3 separate regions of the Homo sapiens genome follow, and all the other regions are linked to region 1. A link is a loop called in an ENCODE intact Hi-C map of the cell type or tissue named here. Cell type or tissue: IMR-90. All regions are shown on one strand.

Region 1 (8,000 bases):
CCAACATCACACTCTAGAATGCTTATTATATAAATGAATATTTCTGTTATTTTTGAAAGATTCCTTTAGAGCACCAAAGTCCAAAAGTATGAATCATCATGACTAATTTGTGTCATATTTATATTATATATCAGGCTTTACCACTGCTTATTTTTTCTCTGTTTGTTCGCAGATTTTACCCTAAATATATTTTATTTATATTTTAATTATTGTAATGCTAGTAAATTAATTCATTTTTATATAACTAGCATTCACACAGTTCATATTATAGGATCTACATTTGATATATGTTTAGTAAGTCAAGGTAAAGAATTTTCTTTCCTCACTGACATGATGATATTATTAATCTTTGAAAAACACTTGTACTAGTTCTTTCCGTGAGATAGGTATGTGCATAAATGCTTTTAAAATATAAGTTGAAAACATGAAAAAGAGGTTATGAGCATGGAGATAAATTAAGACAGCCTTACAGAAGAAGCAAATAGAGATAGTGAAAGTATAAACATAGTAAAAGAAAAGATAATATTTGAAGGGATAAGAGTAAAGAATTATCTAAAGGTGAGGAATGACATGATTTTTCTGAATCCCAAGTAGGCTAAGAAAAGTAAATGCATACATAGGTATAATATAATGAATCCAATAATCACCAAAGACCAAGCAGCCAGAAAGACAGAAATCTGATAATCACCAAAGACAGAACAGCATCCTAAAAACAGCCAGAGAGAAAAATACAAAGTGTAAGAAATTAATTTCTAAGACACTACTGATATATTTCTCAACAGCCACAATGAAAGCCAGAAGACAGCAGAGTAGTGCCTTTGAAATGCAGAGAGAAGGCAACCAAGAAATATGGAATTGTATTTGTAGTAGTACCATCAATTAGAAACAAGAAAGAAAGAATGCATTTTTAGTTTACAGATATATATATCAATATTATCACCAGCAGACTCTCAATAAAAGAATTTTTCGAGAATACTTTTCATAAGGATATATAATGTTTCCAGAAAATAGGCCTGGTGTGAAGGAAGGAATTGTGAGCAAGTAAACCAGCAAATATGTGGATAAATATAGAGGAAAATTTACTGCGTTAAATAAAAATAAGGTTATATGTAAGAAAGAGTATAAAAAGTAGCAGGATACCATTAAATGGTCATTAAAAATAGCATTTAAAGGGAAGGGGTAAACTCCAACTTCAGCTCCCTCTAGCCATTCTGTTGCACCTTGGGGTAAGAAGAGCAGTTACTGAGAAATACTTGTAAAGTTCACAGCCAATGAGCACAGGGCTCATTAAAAACTGAAAACTAATCCTAGAATCATAGAACAGGGGTCCCCAACCCCTGGGCCACTGGTCAGTAGTGGTCTGTGGTCTATTAGAAACCGGACTGCATAGTAGGACGTGAGCAGCTGGTGAGCTATCATTACTTCCTGAGCTCTGCCTCCTGTCAGATCAGCAGTGACATGAAGTTGTCATAGGAGCATAAACCCCATTGTGAACTGTACATGTGAGGGATTTAGGTTGTGCACTCCTTCTGAGAATTCCTGATGCTTTGAGGTGGAATACCTTCATCTTGAAACCATTCCCCATGTGCTGCCCTCACACCCAGTTCGTGGAAAAGTTGTCTTCCACAAAACCGATCCCTGGTGCCAAAAATATTGGGGACCACTGCCATAGAACGCTTTCCCTCCCCTCTCATCTTACCACCACACCATGAAAGGCCTGTTTGCCAGAGTTCCCTTTACTCAGTACATCATGTCTGGATTTCAACAAAAAGTTACAAAGCACACTAAAACACCAAAAACAAACAAACAAAGAAACAAACAAACAACCTCACAGTTTGAAGAGAGAGAGCAAAAATGAGAATGAGACTCAGACATGGAAAGGATATGGAAATTATCAGACCAGAAACTTAAAGCGGCTCTGATGAATACACTAAAGGCTCTAATGGAAAAAGTAGACAACATGCAAAAATAGATGGCAATATAAGCTGAAAGATAAAAATTCTGACAAAGAAGCAAAAAGAAAAGCTAGAGATCAGAAACACTTTCATAGAAATAAAGAATGCCTTTAATTGGATCATTAATATTTGGGGACAGCTGATAAAAGAATCTGAGTTTGAAGATGTGTCAATAGAGACTACCAAAATAGAAAGGTAAAAAGAAAAATGACTGAACAAATAGAGCAGAATATCTAAGAACTGTGAGACAGCTACCAAAAATGTAAATACATATAATGGGGAAGAAGAAGAAGAAGAGAAAGGAACAGAAGAAATATTTGGAACAATAATGACTAAGAATTTTTCATATTCCAAATGCAGAAAAATCAAAGTTAGGGAAAAATATCTTAAAAGGAGCCTGGCTGAAGGGGGAACATCTAGCCTATGAAAAAGCAAAGATAAGAATTACATTCTACTTCTCCTCAGAAAGCATGCAAGCAAGAAAAGTGGTTAAATAGTTAGGTGTTGACAGAAAAAAAAAAATCCACCTAGAATTCTGTATCTTGCAAAATTATCCTTTAAAAGTAAAGGAAAAATACTTTCTCAAACAAAAACCAGTAGACTTTTCTTGCCTTGCAAGAATGTTAAAGGAAGAACTTCAGAGAGAGAGAAAAAATGATACAGGTCAGAAAACTCAGATTTATGTAAAGAAAGGGAGAACATTAGAGAAAGAATAAATAAAATAACTTTTATTTTTCTTATCCTTAATTGATCTAGTAGATACCAGTTTGTTCAAAATTATAATAAGAACAATGTATTTCATTATTATAGCATGTGTGTAAGTGAAATGAATGATAGCAACAATACAAGACACCAGAGGGAGGAACTAGGAATACTTTATTATTATTAGGTACTCATGCCACCTTTTAAGTGGTATCGTGTTATTTAAAAGTCAACTTGGAACTCTCGCATGACATTATTTTGTCTTGATAGTTCAAGCTCCACCTGCGGTTCTCCCGTCCTCCATGCCAGGTGTCAGGGGCTGCTCTGGATGTTAACTCTTCCGCCCCATGACTTCCAGTTCCAAAATGGCGGCACAGAAACAAGCTGCCATGCCACAACCCCACCGCGCCCCTCTCCCGCCAAAAAGAAAAATTAACAAATATACATTGCTGAGATTATCACCAGAAATTGTCACGATAGTCCAGAACTCAAATATGAAGATATAACTGTTCCCAGGGCCATAAGGAAATGAGAAACACCAAGTGGATGGTAAGAAACCTGACTTTCACATTTGTAGCACTCGTTACCCCATTTTGCCTGACACCAAATATGCAGAAGATTTTCCTCCAACTCACTTTTTTCTACACTGGAAAAATTAAGATTGAGGTAAACAACCAGCTTCCCCAGCCATTCTGGGTTACCGGAAAGAGACCTGTCCTATCCATGCCTCAACCCACTGGAAGCGTCATGAGTGCCTAAAGGGAGACATATTCCTGAAGATAGGCAGAGACAAAGGGGGATGTAGGTCTGTCATCCCCAGCCTGGGAAAGTCTGCTCTGTAACTTGACCAATGCAGACACAATGTCAGAGTAGCTGCTTAGCAGCACTATGATGCAGGAGGATTATTTCACTGTTCTCCTCGGCACAAACCCTTAGGCAGCCTTCCCATACTGTCAGGATATTCCCTTTGGGACCTCTCTTGTTAAGAAGGGCACAATTGGATTGTTTACTGAAGCCAAGGCGAACCTGGGCTTAAAGCGCCCCCTATAGCTCCCTAGAGGAAGCAATTTAGCAGCAAAGACATAGATGTATGTCCACAAGAAAAACAGCAGTAGGAAACTATGATGTCTCCAAACAGACAAAGCAGGGAACCAGGGACTGGCCCTAACAAGACAGTAATATGTAAGCTCCCTGACCACGAATTTTAAAATGCAGTTTTAAGAAAACTCAGTGATCTCCAGTAGAACACAGAAAAATAATTCAGAAATTCATTAGAGAAATTTAACAGAGATTGAAATTTTAAAAAATCTATCAGAAACCTTGGAACTGAGAAATAAATTTACCGAACTGAAAAATTCACTAGTAGCTCTCACCATCAGAATGGATTGAGCAGAGGAAAGAATCAGTGAGCTTGAAGACAGAATATTTGAAAATATATGGTCGAGGAGAAAAAAAGAACACAAAGAAATGAAGATTTCCTACAATATATAGAAAATTATTAATACCTCAAAAGGCCAAATGTAAGAATTAATGGTATTCAAGAGGGAGTTGAAGAGGAAGGATTAGAAATCTTATTCAACAAAATAATAACAAAAAATTCCAAAATTTAAAAGTATACTTGGATTAGTTATAAATGTATATTATAAGCTTTATAGGGCAACCCCCAAAAAAGTTTTAAAAAGGTATAGTTGATATATTTAATACTTACAAAGGAAAGAAAATGGAACCATGTAAAAATGCTCAACTAAAACCACAAAAGGTAAAAAGTATATAGAAAACAAGAATAGAAACAAAGAACAAGGGCAATGAATAAAAAGTAGTAGATATTAATCCAACTATGCCAGTAACTACTTTGAGTGTCAATGGTCTAAATATACCAATTAAAAGAGAGAGATTGTTAGAATGAATTGAAGAATAAAACCAGCTCATTTTATAATGCCAACATTACCCTGTACCAACATCAGACAAAGAAATTACAAGAAAAGAAAACCACAGACCAATAACTCTCATAAAAATAGATGCAAAAATTCTCAACAAAATATTCAAAATAAAACTATTAAGCAATGTGTAAAAATAATTATATATCAGAACCAAGAGGGATTTATCTCAGGTTTGCAAGACTGGTTCAGCATTCAAAAATCAGCTAAAGTAATTCCTCACATCAACAGGCTAAAGGGGAAAAATTACAAGATTATATCAATAAATGTAGAAAAAGTATTTGACAAAATCAAGCATCCATTCATGATCAAAACTCTCCACAAATAAGGAGTAGAGGAGAACATACTCAACTTAATAGAAAATATGTATAAAAACCTAGAGTGAACATCATACTTAAGGATAAGAAACCAGAATCTTTCCTACTAAGATCAGGAATAAGACAAGAATGTTTCCTCTCAGCACTCCTTTTCAACAACGTATTAGGAAGGAATAAAAACAACAACCTCATTTCAAAATAAGGCAGTAAAGGAGAACGAAAGAAAAAGGATATATAGAAAATAGAAATTCCAAATAAATAAACAATCACAACAAATCTAAATGTGCTGAACATATTAGAATTATGAGACTGTCTGGCTGAAAGAGAAAACAACATCCACCTATTGTCTGAGCAGAGGCTGAATTAGGGCAAGAGAATGTCTTAATCACAAACTTTACAAAAGCACCAAAAACACCCTATTAAGCAAGATCTATAATATTTTTATGTTATATTTCAAAAAGTCAAATGATTTAGAAATGTATAATTAAAAATCAAAATTTTAAGTAAAGACACATTAGTGTTGCTTGTTTTATGGTCCTGTGTTATTTTGTAATGGGAGCTGTTGTTTCTAATCAGTCCATAATTCCTACCTACCAGTTTTATAAGGTTGGCATGTACCTGTCTCATAGAAGGTTTTACAATCGTCTAGAAACAGACTAGGCATGATGGGACATTATACACAGCTATTTTTTTAAAACTGTAGAGTGTTTATTAACTTTTTCCATTTGGCTCCAAAGATTGGTAAATATTTTCTAGTTGTATACAGAGGTTCGTATTTTTCCTTTGCCCTCATGCTGCAATGCAGCTCAGCATGGTACTTGTGCTGAGGGTGTGAGAGACATACTCAAAAAACAAGCACACTTCAAGTTTGAAAATTTAAGAAAGCTAGCATGAGCTACATAAATATTAGGCAAAACAGACATTACTGTTTCATTAAAGAAAAAGAGGCTTATTGTATAATTATAAAGTATAAAATTCTAAGTTTACATGCATCTCATAATATAGTTTCAAAAGTATAAAGCAGAATTTTATAGAACCAGAAAGAGAAATTGGCAAGTTCTACCATCAGCATAGAAGAATTTAATACATCTCTTATTAAAAATGTCTTTTTATAAAAAGAAAGAAAAGCTACATACTAGCAGTTGTCATTAGCAAGACAACACATATATAACTGACAAAGGTAACATTTAAATTAAGCAAACTATTTGAAAAACAGACAAAAGAAGTGAACAAGTAATTCACAGAAGAAGCCAGAAGTGGCAACTGAAATGGTCAATATACATGTAAAGACATGTGCAACTTTACTGGTTATCAGTAAACTAAAAAAAAAGAATGTGATAATATTTTATACTCATCAAGTTGTCAAAGATGGCAAAATCTGGAAATTTCAGGAACTGGTAAGTGGGGACTCATACACCACTTATGGGAAGGTGCTGCTGCACTATGGAAAACAATTTGCAAATGTCTACGTGGAACACTTTACAGTAGTGGATATGAAGGAATATAGCTATCACATCAACATGACCAGACTTCTCAAACAATCATACTACAGAAAGCTTGTTTTAGAATAATACATACACTGTATACACTTATATAAATTTTAAAATCATACAAATAGAAAGAAGAAACTGATAAAAGGATAGGAGGCAGGACTAACTTGCAGCTCCCCCTCGGACAGACAGAGCAGCATGTGAAGACACACATCATGAACTTTTCTCCAAGAACTACTGCAGCAACATACCAGGAAAGCCACGAGAATCCACAGATCCTTTGAAGGAAATAGATTGCTGCTGCAGGCTCCAGGAGACAGCCGAAAAACTGTAAGTGCCCAAAGTGTGAAAGGGGGATCTTCCACCCCTGAACACATAGCCTTCCTGGGGAACCTGAAGGTCCAGGTCACAGGTGATGGATTTGGCCTTACCTGGAGCTGAGACAAACTTAGAGAGCTGAACAAAATATAAGGGTAAAGGAAGCAGGGGGAAGAGCCCTGTGGACTCTCTCAGCCCCCAGGAAAACCATTTCTGACTTTGTCTCCTAGGGTCCTTGGGTAGGACTGCCAGTGGAAGTGGGGAAAGACCACAAGGAGAAGGAAACTTCCAGATGAACTCTGTAACAATTTCGACTGAATGCCAACTTTCCTAGCAGAATCTGGGGGTGAGGGTGAACTGGGAGTGCAGACACAGCACAGAAGTTGCATCAGGCAGGGAGGTGTGAAACCTGAAACCCCTGCTTGCTTTTCCAGTGGGGAGACCTGGAGCAGGGGCAAGTCCTCAGCCCTGTTCACCCATTGCCTGGAAATAAACTCAGTGCTGTTGTGGAGAGTATTGTGGGAGTGAGACTGGCCTTTTGGGTTGCATGGGAGCTGGGTGAGGCCTTTCACTGCCAGCTTTCCCCTACTTTCCTGGTGACCTGTATGATGTAGCAGAGGCAGCCATAATCCCCCTAGAAACATAACTCCATCGCCCTGAGAACCACACCCCCAACACTCAGAGCAGCTTCAGCAAGGCCTGCCCAAGGAGAGTCTAAGCTCAGACACACCTAACCCTGACCCTACCTGATGGCCTTTCTCTACCTGCCCTCGTAGCCAGACAAAGGACATAATCTCTTGAGAGCTCTATGGCCCTGACCACCGCCTGAGAAACTTATCCAGGAGACTCTAGAGCAAGCTTGTATCCTCCCTATGCTACTGCCGTTGATGCTCTCTTGAAAGCGCCACCTCCTGTCTGAAGGCCAACCAACACAAAACTAGTGCAATAAACAAAAATACAACAAAGGACCCTCACAGAGTCTACTTCACTCCCCTGCTATCTCCACCAGAGCAGGTGCTGGTATCCAGGGCTAAGAGACCTGAAGACTGATCATATCACAGGGCTGTTTGCAGTTACTCCCCACTACCAGTCTGGAGGCTGCTAGCTCCACTGGGTGGCTAGATCCAGAAGAGAAACAACAATCACTGCAGTTCAGCTCTCAGGAAGGCACATCCTGGAGCACCCACATCCAGGGAGCACCCACATCTAGGGAACACCCACATCTGGGGAGCACCCTGTGGGAAGAAAGAATCTGAACAACAGCACTTGAGCCCCAGATCT
Region 2 (8,000 bases), 430 kb before region 1:
TAATTGCCTTCTACATGAGGACTGAAATATAAATATACATCACCATAATACAATTTAAAGATAATAGCCATTCTTTATTGAGTGTGTCTTTTACAGATGAGTAAACTGAATACAGAGAGGTTAAGTAACTTTCTCAAGGACAAACTCCTAGTAATACACAGAGCTGACATGGAAACTTACCCAACCTCCTAATCAATTGGCTAACCAGCCTGCATTGAATACACGCATTGAGAGACTGGACAAAGGGAAAGGAGGGGGCAGGGGGAACCTCAGCCTTCAACTCAAGAGGGTAAAAACTCCTATGCATAGCACAGTGTCTGCAATAGAGAAAAATGTTACTTAAGTGAATGAAAGAAGCAAAAACATATTGGGCATGGTGGCTCATGCCTGTAATCCCAGCAACTTGAGTGGCCGAGGCAGGAAGATCGCTTGAGGCCAGTAGTTGGAGATCAGCCTGGGCAACATAGCAAGACCCTGTCTTTGGGAAAAAATGATGGGAAATAAACAAACAAACAAACAAACAAACCACATAGGTGTGCATGATGGTGTGTGCCTGTTGTCCCAACTATTTAGGAGGCTGGAAGTGAGAGGATCGCTGGAGCCCAGGAGTTTGAGGCTGCAGTGTGTCATGGTTGTGCCACTGCACTCCAGCCTGGGTGACAGAGTGAGACTCGACTTAAAAACAAACAAACAAACAAACAAAAAACAAAAAAAGGATGAAAGACAAGCAAAATGTGAAAGAATATAGCAAAATCCAGGGAGTATTGTCTTTAATAGGCACACCTCTAACCGACATCCCATTATAAAAGAAAAATTGAGACCCTGGGCTGAGTTCTCTCATGGCTCAGCCAGCAATTTCTTGAGGAACTTTAGACTCTGTTTTCTACTCTATCGAAATAGTTTGCAAACTTTGGTAAATAGAGCAGAAACATACACACTTGCTAATATGGAACCAAAGTTAAACCCTGCTCAGAGAACTACAGAAAAATGTATATGCCTGCCCTCACCTGGAGAGCTAAATGAACGGGTACTTGAGAAAACCTAGTCAGACGACATCATGAAGGCTGATGTAGCTTCAATGGCAGTAAGCCAGCAATATTGCTAGAAGAACAGATGGAAGATGGGACACATTTGTAGCCAAAAAGAGACTACTCATAGGTAACACAGCATGTATTGCCAGGAATAAAGATGGTGAGATGTAGAAATAACCTCTATAAGTCCTATGTGTGTGCATTTCTTAAAATCAGGTTATTTTTAATTGTTGGACAAATTTTGAAAGTTTTTGCCTGAAATCTGTGTGTTTTTGGCATCGTTGGACGTTTGCTTTTAGGAGTGTGTACAGAGGTGTGTGTGTGTGTGTGTGTGTGTGTGCATGTCTGTGTGCACATATTCAAGTGTGTGGTACTAGACTCAGATGGGATGGAGTTGATTAAAACATCGAATGAGTTACCCTATGAATGTTGTACAGTTGATGTTTACTTCCCAAGGCAAGAATATGGGCTTGCATTTCTCCTGTGTGTAAATATTTTGTTTAGCGCCTAGTGCAGTGCTAACAACAATGTAATAAATGCTTGCCAAATATAGTATAAATAAATAAATTGATTTAGCACCCAGAAGTTTCATGCTCTTTATTTTATTGCCGTTTGTTCAGAGGCACAGAGGAAGAGACTCTAACGGACAATGTATTTCTTACTCCCTCATGGTTCCTTATCCACCCAAGACTGAACTCTATGGCTTTGTTCTCTTAAAGCACTTAACCCTTTAAAACCCTCCTAGCAAAACTTTCTGCTCATCACTTAGATAAAAAGAGGAATACAGCAGATAAATGAACAGAATCACACTCCATGTGGCACCGTGTCCAGAGGAATCACAAGTAAAATCTGGTACCTAATGGCAGTCAATATAATGATTAAGAGCAAAAGTTTCCGTAAGCAGGATTAGAATTATTTCTGCAAGTTACCTACTATGGAAGTTATAGTAAGTTACGAAGTCTCAGCTTCCTAATCAGTAAAATTAGAATGTTACTGAGATGATTGTGAGGTTCAGATGAACTAAATGATGTAAAATTTTGAGCACAGTCCTAGCACATCATAAACCTGTGATACTTAGCAGCACTGACCATCATGTCAATGACTGTGATCACAACGACAGTGACAGTGATGATGATGAGTGTTATCCATGAATGGTGATGATGATGATGACAACAGTGAAGATGATGGCAATGGTGAGAGCACTTAGTGGCTAACAGCTTGCTAGAAAAACTCTCTAAAGGAATCATGGCACAATGTGTTTTCTAATTTATGTTTCTGGGTCTAAGACTGCCTTCAAAACATGCTATTAGTTTTCAGAAAATTTAAACCAGCTCTCTAAATTAAATTACCCTGAAGAGGAATACTTTTATATTTTTTAATATAAGGGACTTTCTGAATTCTATGCCATAGACAGAACAATAATTTCACACTGAGATATTTATTCCAGGGTTCTCTCCATGATCCTAAGAGTCACCTCAAGGAGGGTGTATTGTTTTATTTCAGCTGCCTTGGCACAGTGTCCCAGCATTAACAGCAAATGAATAGCCTGTGCCTGTTTTGTAACTTTCATTCTCTACTCAATGGCTTTTCTCAGGCTTAGCAAATAAATACATTTCCATTGTATGCTATTGTTGAAAAGTCATATTGTCTTAGATTTTAAAGCACACCTTTTATACAGAGGACCTGTAGTACAGCTAGCAGCCTCATTCCATTGGTCTCTAATAATGACTATCATGGTGAGACACAGTGACTTTGACAGAAGGAGGAATTCACTCCATTAAGCAAATATACTAGAGGCTCCATACTTTGTTGGAGTTAATAATTTCATCTTTAACAACTGAAGCAAATTTGAAAGATGCTGCACCTCTCATTCAATGCTACACTCATTTTGCCTTGATCAGGGAAGGTTGAATGCTCCTATTTTGAAGTAAAATCTCCCTAAACTCTTAAGTTTGAGGGTTTTTTTAATTGTCTGGGAGAGTCCAACACCAGAGGGCGATGTGAATTCAACATTTTTACTTGTTTTCTTGTACAGTTTACTTTTGGTGTGTAAACAAAATAAGCATATTTGGTGTTCATAACGATTCATTTTCTGAAGTTGTTTTTTCAGTAACTGCAATTTTACTTACTCTGTTCCTCTCCCACTTTTGCATTTTAACAAGGAATGGAAAGATTAAGAAATCAGTCATTCATTTAGCTGTCATTTATTGAGTATCTAGTATATGCAAGGTACTGTATGAAAGGGTCGGATGGAGTTAGGACAGAAATGGATAAAGAATCATTAAAGAAATATTTACTAGTCAGTTGTTGCATACAAAGCACTCTACTGGGTACTAGTGGGAATATAAAGATGAACCAGGTAGTTCTTGTCTTCAAGGAACTTACATTCTATTGGAGAAACATGATTCCATTATTCTCTTTTATCTTAAAGGTTGCTCACTTACCACAAATTTTTCTTCCCCCAACAGTCTTTAGAGACATAGCTCAGAAAATCTGCATCTTTTGCTCCTCTCTCAAGTCAAATTGGCCATGCCCTTTTTCAAGGCTCTAACCTACTTTATAAAGACATATCACATGTATACAGAGCATTACAAATGGATGTCCTTTAAATATAAGATGGTGGGAATAGCTGAGGCAAAAATCCTGGAAATAAGAATGCATTTGGTGTGTTCAGGTTACGTGAAGGCTGTGATACCCAGGCTCTGTGAAGCAGACTTGTGGGAAACTTGCCAGGAAAGAGGGTTTGGGTCAGGTTATGAATAGACTTGAATTTTCAGGTTAAAAGAATCTTGATTTTGTTCTGTAACAGTGGAAAATGTGGGGTAAAAGTACTTGAGAATGGCATATAGAATGAATTAGAAAGAAGCAGAAAAACAGAGGGAGAGAGACCAATGAAACCACCAGTGAGGAAATTCAGGCAGTTGGAATTTAACTTTGAGAATGTAGAGATGATTTAGAGTGAGAACCAATAGGACTTAGAAGTTGACAAGTGTATTCCAAGCACCCATGTACGAAAGTGTGGTATTTTTTGACATCAAGAGGGTTGCATGAATTCATCTGTTTCATAATAGTAAGAATTCAAAGCTTAGACAGCAATTGCCCAGCTAGGCTTGCATTCATTCATTTATTCATTAAACAGCCTGTTCAATAACATCCAGTCTGTCAGGCCCTAAGCTGTGTTCTAAGCATTCTGAGATGAGACAGGGTCTCTGCCTTCAAGTAGCTTACAGTTTAATAAGAGAAGTAAAATCACATACAGATATGAAAATGCTAAAGGATGGCAGGATAAGAGATGCCTCCCGAGAGGAGGTGATCTTTCTGAGTTTCCATCTGGAAAAGAGGTATATGTGTGTGTGTGTATGTGTAGGGGGGTATTTTGGGGTGTGTGCAGGGGCGGGGGGGAGTGTTAGAAAGGGGTTGTGAGGTTGGTGTTTTAGCCTGAGGGGTCCACACATGTAGTGACACAGGATTGTGAACAGGTATAAAGAAATAATTATAATATAAATTATAAACATAAACTATATAATATAAATTACAAATATAAATTATATAATATAAATTATAAATATAAATTATATAATATAAATTATAAATATAAATTATATAATATAAATTATATAAATTATAAATATAAATATAATATAAATTACCCTGACCCCAAAGAGCTTTCAATCCTCTGTTTAGACAATGTTCTGTTTTTATATCCAATGCTATCCCATTATGTTGGACAGTCTTCCCATATGGGGACGGGGGCGTGAAAGAAGAGAGAGGGGGGACTGTGATAACTCAATGCCAGTTATATTTGAGAACCAATTTCGTATATGACTTTAAAAAATTTATCTGAGAATTAACACTTTAAATTCTGCCCAATGAAATAGTTAAATTCAGAAGGTGGAAAAATGAAAGAATGTCAATATGTATATATAATCCCATTTTGATAAATGTGACATGGTAAATTCAAAGCCACTCCAATAAATGTCAAGCTTAATACAGGGGCACCTCTGCCTGCAAATAATCTCTAGGAGTGAGGAAAACACTACAAATAAAAAAATGGAACACTTTAAGTTCTTGATAATTTTTTAGTTCCTCTGTCGGTGATATAGAAAGGTGTGTAGAAAGCATTATTTCTCCACAAGCATCTAAGGCAGGGTTACAATTTCTTTCTTTTTTTCTTTCTTTCTTCTTTTTTTTTTTAATGTTAAGCACGTTCCTTTGCAGGGCTTAGAAATCTCTCTCGTCCAAAATTGAACAAAAAAGGCCTCCCCTTGTGCTTTTTTTGTCAGGCTGATGAAGCTGTATAGAAATGTAAATGCAATATAAGAGATGGTAGTGGGAAGCTTGTGTTGTGCTCTCCTCTTCTCTGGGGCTCTCTTGTAAAATTATTCTCTGATTTTGCTGTGTGTGTGTGCACCTCTTGTGTAAGGGCATTTAATTAGCTACAAGTTACAACAAAGACTTTTGAAAGGAAAATGTGTCTGTGGTGCAGATGCCTTTATTTTCATTCTGTGAACAGCTAGGTTTTTAACTCCCTTATCAAGAGCTGCATGAACTGCCCAGACTAAATTGGGAACATCTCCACACTGTTTGACAAATAGATTTTTTGTAAACTGATTTAGCCTTTTCATTGTTTGCATTTCATTATATAGAAGACTTCATGTCACAAAATTGGTATTCATTCAAAATAGAGAATTTAGAGATAGGACTGTAGCCAGATAAAAAATATTGCACAGGTCGGGGCTATTAAGCATAGAATAATAGCAAGTCAGTGATCCAAGGGGCTGTTCTTCAGCAGCAAAGGGGCTAACATAGCCGAGGTCAGCAGTCAGACTCAGGACTGAAGATGTGTCTCTGGCCACATTTACAAGACAATCTGCAGGGAACAGAGTGAGGAATGAAGGAGTCTGGCAGGATAAACTGTAGGAAAGAGACGTCTTTGCATCTCAAATTTCATTCTCCTGAGGGGTCGGAGGTGGGAATTTTAACAGTTGAGAGGTGTCTTGGTCTGTTTTGAAACATTTGCGCATCAGAGTTTGGGTTCCATGGCACATATAGGAGAGCCATATTAGCAAAATAGATTTTGAGAAGGAGTTAGCAGTGAGCTGGGTTTTCATTTCTTCTAAATCTTTTAGCTTAGACCAGTGGGTCTCAAACTCGAACATGCATCAGAATCACCTGGAGGACTTGATAAAGCACAGATTGCTGAATCCTATCCCCAGGGTTTCTCTGGGGTGGCAGGGCCGAGAATTTACACTAACAGTTCCTGGATAATACTGATATTTTCCTTTGAGAACTACTGGTATAAACTCTACATACCAGTCATCAGACGATCAAATGATTTGCATTTTTAGAGCACCTATCAGTTAAACCCACTGAGCAATGAGCATTGGCAGCTCTTCACTGTTAACCTCAAATAGAAAGTCCAAAAGATCACAGAAGATAGTTTATGTGTAGGAGTTGTCTTTGTTTTGTTTTTATTTAAAAAATAGCTTATGTAGAACTATGTTTATATCACATCTTATTCTGCCTGTTTCCCACAGCTGGGGAACTTTTTTTTTTTTTTCACTTTAATGAATCTTTGGAGATACCTTTTATGCACTTGTCTCTCAGTGTCGGGATTATTTATAAAGATAAACAGGATGCAGTTTTACTCTCAAGAGGCTTACAGTCATGGGAGAATCAGATAAATACGAAGAAAACATTAATAGCATTTGGTTAGTTGAGATGATAGAGGGATGCTGAGGTCTCTATTCTACTGGGAGCCTCCCCTGACCTCCGCTCCAAGGTAAACTAAGTATTAAGGATAAGTAGGGGCTGGTTGCAGTGGGACATACCTGTAATCCCAGTGCTTTGAGAGGCTAAGGTGGTAGATCACTTCAGGCCAGAAGTTTGAAGCTGCAGAAAGCTATGATTGCACCACTGCACTCCAGTTTGGGTGACAGGCCTGGGTGACAGAGTGAGACCCTGTCTCATAAGTAAATAAATAACAAATAAAATTTTTAAAAAGGATAAGTAAGATTTTGCTAGGCAGAGAGAAGTGAAACATTAGCATGTATTCAGGAATCTGCCAGTGTTTTGAGAGTCCTAGAATTTTTTTTGTTTATAAGTGCACGCTGCTTCATCTTTCTCAGCTCTGGCATTTATTTTACTGTCTCACCATTTCATACTTTTCCCCTACTTAATCCACTTTTTCCCCTTACTACATTCTGTTTGACTGTTATTTTCTGTTAAATAAATAATCTGCATTCATTGTAAAATTATCTAAACAATACATAAGAATATAAGGAAGAAAATGAAAAGCAACTAAATTTTATTGCCTTATGATACCACAGATTTTGTTTAACCATTTCACATCTGTTTTTACTCTGAAGCATAGTATTTAGAATAGATTTTTACATTATACTCAGCTCTTCATTGATAAGCATTTTATGGTTCACTTTTTTCTCCTTAGTTGCTTGGCAGTATAGGACTTATTTTAGTAAAGTTTCATAAACTGATGGATCCCTGGAAATTTGGTTTCTCAGCATTGTGTCACTACAAAAGCTGGAGTCCACAGATGGTCTTCACTTTACCCTAAGCCCCTTCCTCAGCAGTTAACTTCACCTTTTTCCTTCTTTTTAATGTTGGCTGCAGTTTGAAACCCCAGTAGATCTTATCCCAAAAATACCACTGTATGGACCCCACCCTCAGAGATTTTCACTGGGTGAGACCCAGGCAGCTGTACTTTTAAAAAGTCTCCAGGTGATTCCAAAGTGGAACCAGATTATCTCATCCTATGATCACTGTTGAGCTTTGGGGTATTAGCATGACCAAAAAAAAAAAAAAAAAAAAAGTGATGTCTCATCTGCAGAACTAGTGAAGGTCTGGAAGTCACTTGCATTTAGTGATTGGCATCTAACACAAGCCACTGATAGTTTTTGTGGGCTGTATGTAAGGACGAATATTTTCTTATACTTGCATCATTCACAGTGA
Region 3 (8,000 bases), 410 kb before region 1:
GTGACTGTGCATTAGTTGGGGACTGAGAATGAATTTGTTTGGATATTTATGACTGCATTGTTTAAGGAAGAAGAGATTGAAACTATGCATACACCAAGAGCCTGATGCATAATAGACTGATATTAACTAATTTATTAATATTCTTTGTGAAGCAATCATGAGAGATCCTTTTGTTTGGTTCAGTTTTTCTTGATTTGGGTAGACTCCTTGTGGTAAGATTGTGAAGTGTATAGACTGGGAATATATGTGTATCCTAGGCTGTTTATCTGTTTGTTTGTTTATTTGTTTTTCCAGATTTTTTTTGTAATTGAGATTCTTGAAGGTTTAAGCTCAGTATTACTCATGGCACATTTATTTCCCATGATTATCCATTGTTTTCTCCTGCAAGGTGAGAAAAATCTGGGACCAGGGAAGTTTCTTGAGATGACTGAGCTGTGTATTTGTAAAATATTCTGGAAGCTGTCTCACAAGTTTAGTGAAGAGGATTTTTAAAAATTTTAAATTGGTTAAACTGGATTCAAGACAGTAAGTACAGTCTTTAGGTCCTTGACTTGTACAGGTGATACTTTGATCCCAAGGGGAAAATATCCAAGTCTACAAACCTAGTACACATCTGGTCACTCAGAAAGCAGCGAGTTCAGTGAACACTGCACCTTGCGTAGATGAAATATGGTTAGTGAAAAATCAGTGGGGATGACACTATGTATGTTTGTACATGTATCTCTGTGAGCACAGAACAATGACTTACGCATGAGTCTAAATATCTTTAAAAATATACACCAGTGAAGTCAAATGGATCATAATGAGGGCAAATAAGTACCCAAAGGGAAATAAGAAAATGATGGGAAATTAAAGATCACTTGTACGACATTTGGTGACTTGAGATCCACCGGTAAATACACTACAAATCTTGTCTTTAAAAAGCCATTTCAAAGGAGTAATAAAGAGGTTCTGTCACAGCATAATGTAAAGAAACTGAACACAGTACAGGATTCTGCACCGGTGCAAAATCGGAATGCATTCTTTGAGTACATTAAGATGCATTGAGTACATTAAATAATTTATATTTTTTAAAGAAATATCCATAGCCAAACCAAGAAGGAAAGTTTCTTTCTTTTTTGTGTGTGTGTGTATCTTTTTTAAAGTATGTGCAATTGAATCTATTAATTACCCTGAGAATTTTAGTTTATTCAGAAATCACGATAGTAATCATATGAATCAAAGGATGTTTTTCTGTCTTTGTAATGCAGTATTAGCTTCCATATTTCTTTGAGTGTATTTTAGAAAAATCATGTTTCTTTTGCAAAATGCCTGTTTTATTTATTTTTTAATTGTAAAATGATTACGTGTCTTATTTTAGATTGAATAGACAATTTTTTTTTTCTCTCAGTGTCTGCAGAATGCTTGGATTTTCTTCTACATCTCAAAGCTCTTTTAATTCACTGCTCACAACCAAATTTACATCTTAATTGCAGAGTTCACATTTAACAATATAGACAGCATAATGCTACTGGTAATTAAGCTTTTACTACCTGCTTTTATACAGTATTCTGAGGCACAGTTTTTGCTATGTGAGTTCTGATCTAGAAACTTTGTATGCATTTAGAACACAAATAAAAGGAATTAGGCCTATATCTTAGATATAGCTAAATACAAGGCAGTGAAATTGCTTTCTTCTGTGGGGGGACCAAATCATGTCTGTCATTTTTATATTCTGAATTTTAATGTGGCTGCTCTATTTTAGTGTTTTGGTTTTTTAAAGACCTAGAAAATTTGAGAGGGTTAAGGGAGTTGAGTCCTAATTTAGTGAATTTAACATACGATGAATATCTGAACTAATTTATTTTGATCTCAAAGATTATACTATTTCTATCATGTAGGACTTAAGATGTAAAAGGTTGATAAGCAGTAGAGCTGAATTATATCAAAATTGTGGGTTTTTCACTCTCCATAAGGTAGCAGTTATCTCTTTGCCATAAATAGCTGGTATCTATTCCAATGTACATTTGCTAGTATAAAAAAATCCTGTAGATTAAAATAGGACCTAAGCAAACTCTTTGTTATATGGAAATTAAAGACACGGTGTACACAATTGAAGGAGGAAAAAACACACTTGTCCTCTTATATCCTCCTTTTATTTTTATTTTTTTGAACACTTTTGATTGAGAATTCTTAGTTTTGTAAATTATTATCTGTTTGAAACTAGTTCTTATAGTGACCAGACTGTGTGATGGTTTATAAAATGTTTCTGGGTTGATTTTTTTAAAGCATATAGGGTGCCTTATGTATAGAAACAAATGTGTACACTGTGTTTTATTTGAAAGCAGGATGTTTTGGGTAAAATCATATATAAAATTATATGCCTCCTAGTTTGGAAGCTTGTATTGAAATATATACATATAATTAAGAATACTTTTAGTGCACTGTTTAGTAATGCTCTCCCTACAAAAAAAAAAAAAAATGCTGTCTTTATTTTGTCAAAATGCATCGAGAGAGATTTAATTCGCTATTTACCCCCACAGCCCTCAGACTCCCCACCCCTAAAACTGAAGAAGCCAATTTGTCCTGCGGCTGTTTACCGTTGTTTTGAAAAGCTATGCGTTGTATCTATATGTAAAGAGACAGTCGCAGGTATAGAAAGGTTTACACATATAATTTACTTAGGCATTCTTTCAAATTGTATTGTCACTATCTCCTCTTCTGTAGTTGTGTAAAACTGCATTCCACCTCAGAGATGACGATCCCAGTTCACATGCTCAAACAATTTAGAAGAATGCCTTTATTATTATTATTTTTAATGCCCAGCATACATCAGGAAAACAGGAAAAGACATGATTAGGAATACATGAGAAAGTACAGCACCAAATAAGCCGCGGCCCCCGGTGTAATAAAAACACAGACAACGGCAGGACAAACTTAATTCTCTACCTTCCGCAGAATCCTTTCCCAAATTAACTGAGAGTCTGCGTGAGTTCTCCTTTTCAAGGCAAAAGAGATCTTAGGTTAGAAATCAAAGGCAAATCCCTCCAGTGCTTAGAGAGTTAAGTTAGTTATGTTTCTTTTGTAGCTTCCCAGAAGAAAAAAAAAAGAAAGAGAGAGAAGGGAGGAAAAAAAATCAAACCCGAGAGTGTGTATTGGGAGCGTTTCAATCGCTCCCTTCTCCGCTCCCTTTTTCTCTGCCCACTCTCAGTTTCCAGCCCCCTTCGGCTCTCTGCACCCTGCCTACCTGCCTGGCTCCTCTCGCTCCGTGCAGCCTCCCGTCGCCTCCCTCCTGATTGGGCAGAGGCCCCCCAATCGGCTGCGCGGCTGGGCCGGTGGGACTGCATATGTAAAGCCCTACTTCATATTAATAAGCTCCAATCGGGGCTTTAAGTCCTTGATTAGGAGAGTGTGAGAGCTTTGGTCCCAACTGGCTGTGCCTATAGGCTTGTCACTAGGAGAACATTTGTGTTAATTGCACTGTGCTCTGTCAAGGAAACTTTGATTTATAGCTGGGGTGCACAAATAATGGTTGCCGGTCGCACATGGATTCGGTAGAACTTTGCCTTCCTGAATCTTTTTCCCTGCACTACGAGGAAGAGTAGGTACCTTTTTTCTTTCCTTTTTAAACTCGTCGTGGGGGTGCGGGGGTGGGGGCGGACAGACTATATCTTTACACACTGATTCAGGTAATGCCCTGGGTATTTTGTGTGCACGACTGCTTGTTTGTGTCTGTCTTGTGTCTTTTGTGTTGAGGGTGATCTCCTAATTCAGTAAGTCGAGAATTGTTCTCTGACTACAATGTTACCTTTGAGGCAAAGCTCAGTGACTGTCAGTAAAACAGCTGTGTGACAGTCACTTCTTATTCAGGTGCTAAGAATAGGCACTTGGCACAAATGCTTAGTGAACTGTTAAAATGCATCTTTTACTAGGACCCATTTTCCCAAGGAAAGATGTTTTAAAATACAATATTCAAAATGATTTATACTATTGAGGGCCTCTTATGTATTTGCAGTTTGACAGATATTTTCAGCTCCTTGTCATTTCTTACCGCGCAGAGTTAGAGGCAAAATTGCACATTTACTAATTCTCCTTCAGAGAACAATTTAAAAGCTAGCCCTATGCAATTCTGAGCTAGAATAATGTTATTTGCATGGTTAGCGTTAAGTCAGCACTTAACTGACAAATCAGTCCATTAAGTAACATGAGATTTTCACACATTATAAATATTTAAGGGGGGAAAAAAAACTAAAGAAGAAACAGTAGTGACTTTAAAATTTTCCCCTTAAATACTGCTCAGAGTGTGGATTTGTCTCGTTTGTTGTGTCCAGAAAATATAGAAAAGTACTTTCGTTCTTACAAGCAGTTTAATTAGTATTTATGGATATCTTTATGCACATGGAAATATATATTTAGATTACTAAAGGGGGGGGAGTGAGTAGGGGGTACGAGAAGTAAGTTAGGCATTTTTGTGTAAATGAGTAGGTGATAAACTTAATTTCAACCTACTGTTAAGATAAAATGTTAGTATATCACGAGAGCTGTCACTGGTTTATCTCCCTTTCTGTTGAGTCAGTTATATTGCTTTGCTTTCACATTACAGTAATACCAACTGTTATAATTCTGAAAAGAGTGCCCTTGGCAAACATTTCTCTCTATAGATTGTGAAGAAAATATCAAACTCTAGAAGATGAGGTAGTGCATTATAGGTAGATGTCCACTAGCTGTCCTTAGTGACTGCATATTGCATTGCTTTGTAATTAAGTAAGAGATGAAAAGTGACTTGCAGTCTCAGTGGCTGCTCCTGTATGTTTGAGCGTGAGTGTGAGTGTGTGTGTGTATGCACGCTCACACATGCACATCCACCCACATCCATGCTCACACAGGGAATATTAGCCAAGAGATGGATTTAGGAGGAACTGAAAGATTATAAGGCTGTGCTTGCATCAGTTTGAAACACTCAAGGGAAGAAACAACCTTAAGATGTGTAAAAATAAAAATGAAAAATAAACAAAGGTAAGACTGCCCGCTCAAGTGTAGTTTGAAGGTTAGTGTACTTCGGGCTGTAGAATTGGAGAGTTTAAGACGTCTTCGTGTCAGGAAGAATGTCTTATCCAAGCACGCCCAGATTCTGAACTTTCTCTTGTAAATAAATAAAGAAAACAAACTTTAAAAATCCCCCAGAGGCTTCTTTTTGAAGTAGTTTCCTTGAATTTAACTTCTTATAGCTAATTTGAATAATTCGTTTAGATAAGCCTCTTAAAGCAGATGCATTTAAATGAAGTCAAGGCACATGTCCTTTTGGCTTTGGCGCAAGATTCAAACTAGCTTTCTTTTGGGCTCAATTAAAAGTCATCTTTAAAAAATACAGATTTATTGTCTGGATGCAGTTCTGATGGTTACGTGGTTCACTGGACAGACAGAAAGATCTAACGCTAAGCAACGCATCTGCCTCTCTGTCTCAATTAATAAACCACAGAATTTATACATGCTATTAATATTCATAGTAATTGTACCGGGTTAAACCCCATCACGTGTGTGTATACACAGAAATGAAACCAGAGTTATACAGTTTTAGGGGCAAATATTGGACAGTTTCTGCTTTGGAGGCTGTTAAAAAGATTCATACCATTTATTGACCACCATTAAGAGAGCTTAAAATGTTAACCTCTAACTATGTATTTTTTTATTTTAGGAAATGTGCCAGCACATTAAAGAACATAATACTTGAAAGCTTGTTTCACATTTAATAGCAGTAATAGCTGATAGCATAAATAGATGAAAATAATATATCTGCTCATTTTGACATATGTGTCAGTCTAATCATTCTAAATGAGTGTGCTCATCACATGAATCCCTTTCAACCTCTGATTAAAATGTAACATTGACTACAGGATTATAGAGCGGACTTAATTTTACTGACTGTTTTAACAGTTGTCACAGCTGTTGGAAGAAGGAAAGGCAACTGAAACACTCCAAAACAGACAAGGCGAGGAGGGAACAGTTTAGTAAATTTCAGCCTGATCACTGAAGTCCAGACATTGAAAATTTAAGTTTCGTGTTTTAAGATTCGTGTTTGGAGCTACACAAGTTTTATTTTGTATGTTTCACTCTTTCTGTTTCAGGGTTTTCATGTTTTTTCTTTTTCTCATCTCTTCTTTTTAAAATCTATACTAATTAAAAAACAAGACAATCCCAAAGTAATTCCATAATGTCAAATTATAGGTGATAAAATAGGCAGAAAGAAAAAATTTATACAGTAACAGTAACAACAACAAAAAAGCCGAGATCAGAGGGGATGCCTTTTTTTTAGGGAATGATAAGAGCTTGGCCAAGTCACTTTAGATGTGATATTATTTGAGAACTCTGAACAGACACTTTAAGTTTATTTTTTCAAGTAAGAATACTTAAACTCTAGACTTGGAGCTCACATGACTTTTCTTCATGTTTTGTTTTTTATTTTTTTTCCCTACAATCTTGAAAACACCTGCAGCCTTAAAGGTATGTGGTGTTGGTGGAGTTTTCAGATGATTTCTCTGTAAACTGCTTGAAGTGACAATCAGCTGCAATTAGTTGTGAGCATTCTTGAGCTGTAGTTTTGTAACCTTGCCCATTACATTACTAAAGTGAGCGGATTAATTCTATTTTCCTAAAAATTAAGTAATCATTGTACATGTTCCAAACTATATATAGTTGAAATGGCCAGATGACTAGTATTATGTAACATATGATTTTCTCCTTGAAGTAAACAACAAAAAAACAACTGTTCCTGAGTTAATGAAATATATATTGAATGGGAGTGGTGGATAAATGATGGGTACCCCATGTTCCACTAGCCCTTTGTGTCAGGGTATTTATGTATTACCCTATACACATTTGGTGGTAAGTTTAAAAATCCCTTTTTTATAGAAAGGACTAAGAAACAGCTTTCATTTCCTGGGCAGAGCTAAGGGTGATGGTGTTGGCTATTTCTTCTTACAGTGATGGTTTCTCATCTTAATGTGTTTATGGCACTGCTGCTTTATTTACTGAGCCTAGTGTGTTGCAGCGGTAATTAACCCATGTTATTAGCAAAGCCCTTGTGGATATCCATTAATTCTCTTGCATGGATGATCATTTTTCTAGTGTTTTCCCCAAATAAGGTATCATTGTTCTGTTTTTTTCCCTAAATTGACGGCATTTGATATATTTCTTTGATTTAATCTGACCTGTAATATATATTGGTCATTTTATAAAGAATAATAATTAACTCAGCTTTTAAAAATGCTAATAGAAGCAGGAGGAAAGATTTTTTTGTTGTTGTTCTTTTTAAAGTGAAAAAAGAAAAGAAAAGAAGGTTTAAAAATAATGCAGGAAATCAGCTTTAACTCTAAATTTTTCAGATCTTACAATTTATAACAATTTATATCTTTGAGGTATTTTAATCAGTTTTTTTCTTACTTAGTTAATAACACTTCAGGCATTTTTGTAAAATATTGAGCCAGCAGAAAAATACTTGTGCTTCCTGGCTGAGAAAAGATAAGGACCATCTCATTAGCCGGGCCATACTTTTGCAATTAATTTTAGATACCTGGTGCTATTCATCAAAGAAGGAAGCTAACTTCTCTATGATTCTATTTAACAATACTTTTGCAATACCTCACTCCTGCAAGAATTACAGACAAAGAAGAAGCCATTCTTTTGGAAGGTAGGCATAATGCCCAATCTCAAGTCCGTATCACTTACGAAAAATTCCTCAACATTTGTTTTAGCTCAATGACTAAAGAAAATATTTCTCTGTCTTACTTGTAAAGTGATGTTAAGCACTGAAGGTTTTGCTTTGTATTATTTTATAAAATAAATTATATGCTGATGAGAGATACTTTTTCATACAAATGGCAATTAATAGCAATGATTTCTATTAAACCAATTAATATCAAATAAACTTTTTAGCATCACTTATCCAGCTTTTAGAAATAAGAGGAGAGGATCTGAGGGATCTCAGTAGAACTTTAGAGTCATTGCAGCAGATAAGCTTTGCT

The links. A loop is a pair of places that touch in the nucleus more often than their neighbours do. Peaks named below come from ENCODE experiments on the same cell type or tissue, not always from the same donor. Only the 100,000 strongest peaks of a DNase experiment are listed, where the experiment ranks them.
Region 2: a loop joins it to region 1, with 10 times the contacts of the local background. A loop is called at or near these places in 17 of 110 quality-filtered maps.
Region 3: a loop joins it to region 1, with 3 times the contacts of the local background. A loop is called at or near these places in 6 of 110 quality-filtered maps.

What each region holds. Positions count from the first base shown.
Region 1 is chr1:216,306,650-216,314,649 of GRCh38, reverse strand. All of the region lies in intron 9 of USH2A (usherin), which reads left to right. Among named protein-coding and RNA genes, the nearest start is that of USH2A, 110 kb to the left of the region's middle. In IMR-90, a CTCF peak has its summit at 3,695; no DNase peak of the experiment used is centred here; H3K27ac peaks cover 222 bases.
Region 2 is chr1:216,737,856-216,745,855 of GRCh38, reverse strand. It overlaps LOC124904512 (a long non-coding RNA gene), which reads left to right. Exons shown (of 2, transcript XR_007066880.1): 2 at 1,345-1,613. It also overlaps a transcript of ESRRG not described here. Among named protein-coding and RNA genes, the nearest start is that of ESRRG, 18 kb to the right of the region's middle. RefSeq lists an enhancer at 5,063-5,630. In IMR-90, a CTCF peak has its summit at 3,016 (motif pointing right); no DNase peak of the experiment used is centred here.
Region 3 is chr1:216,718,824-216,726,823 of GRCh38, reverse strand. ESRRG (estrogen related receptor gamma) reads left to right here and starts at 3,395. Exons shown (of 7, transcript NM_001438.4): 1 at 3,395-3,580. The coding sequence starts at 3,525. In IMR-90, no CTCF peak of the experiment used is centred here; no DNase peak of the experiment used is centred here; H3K4me3 peaks cover 1,350 bases.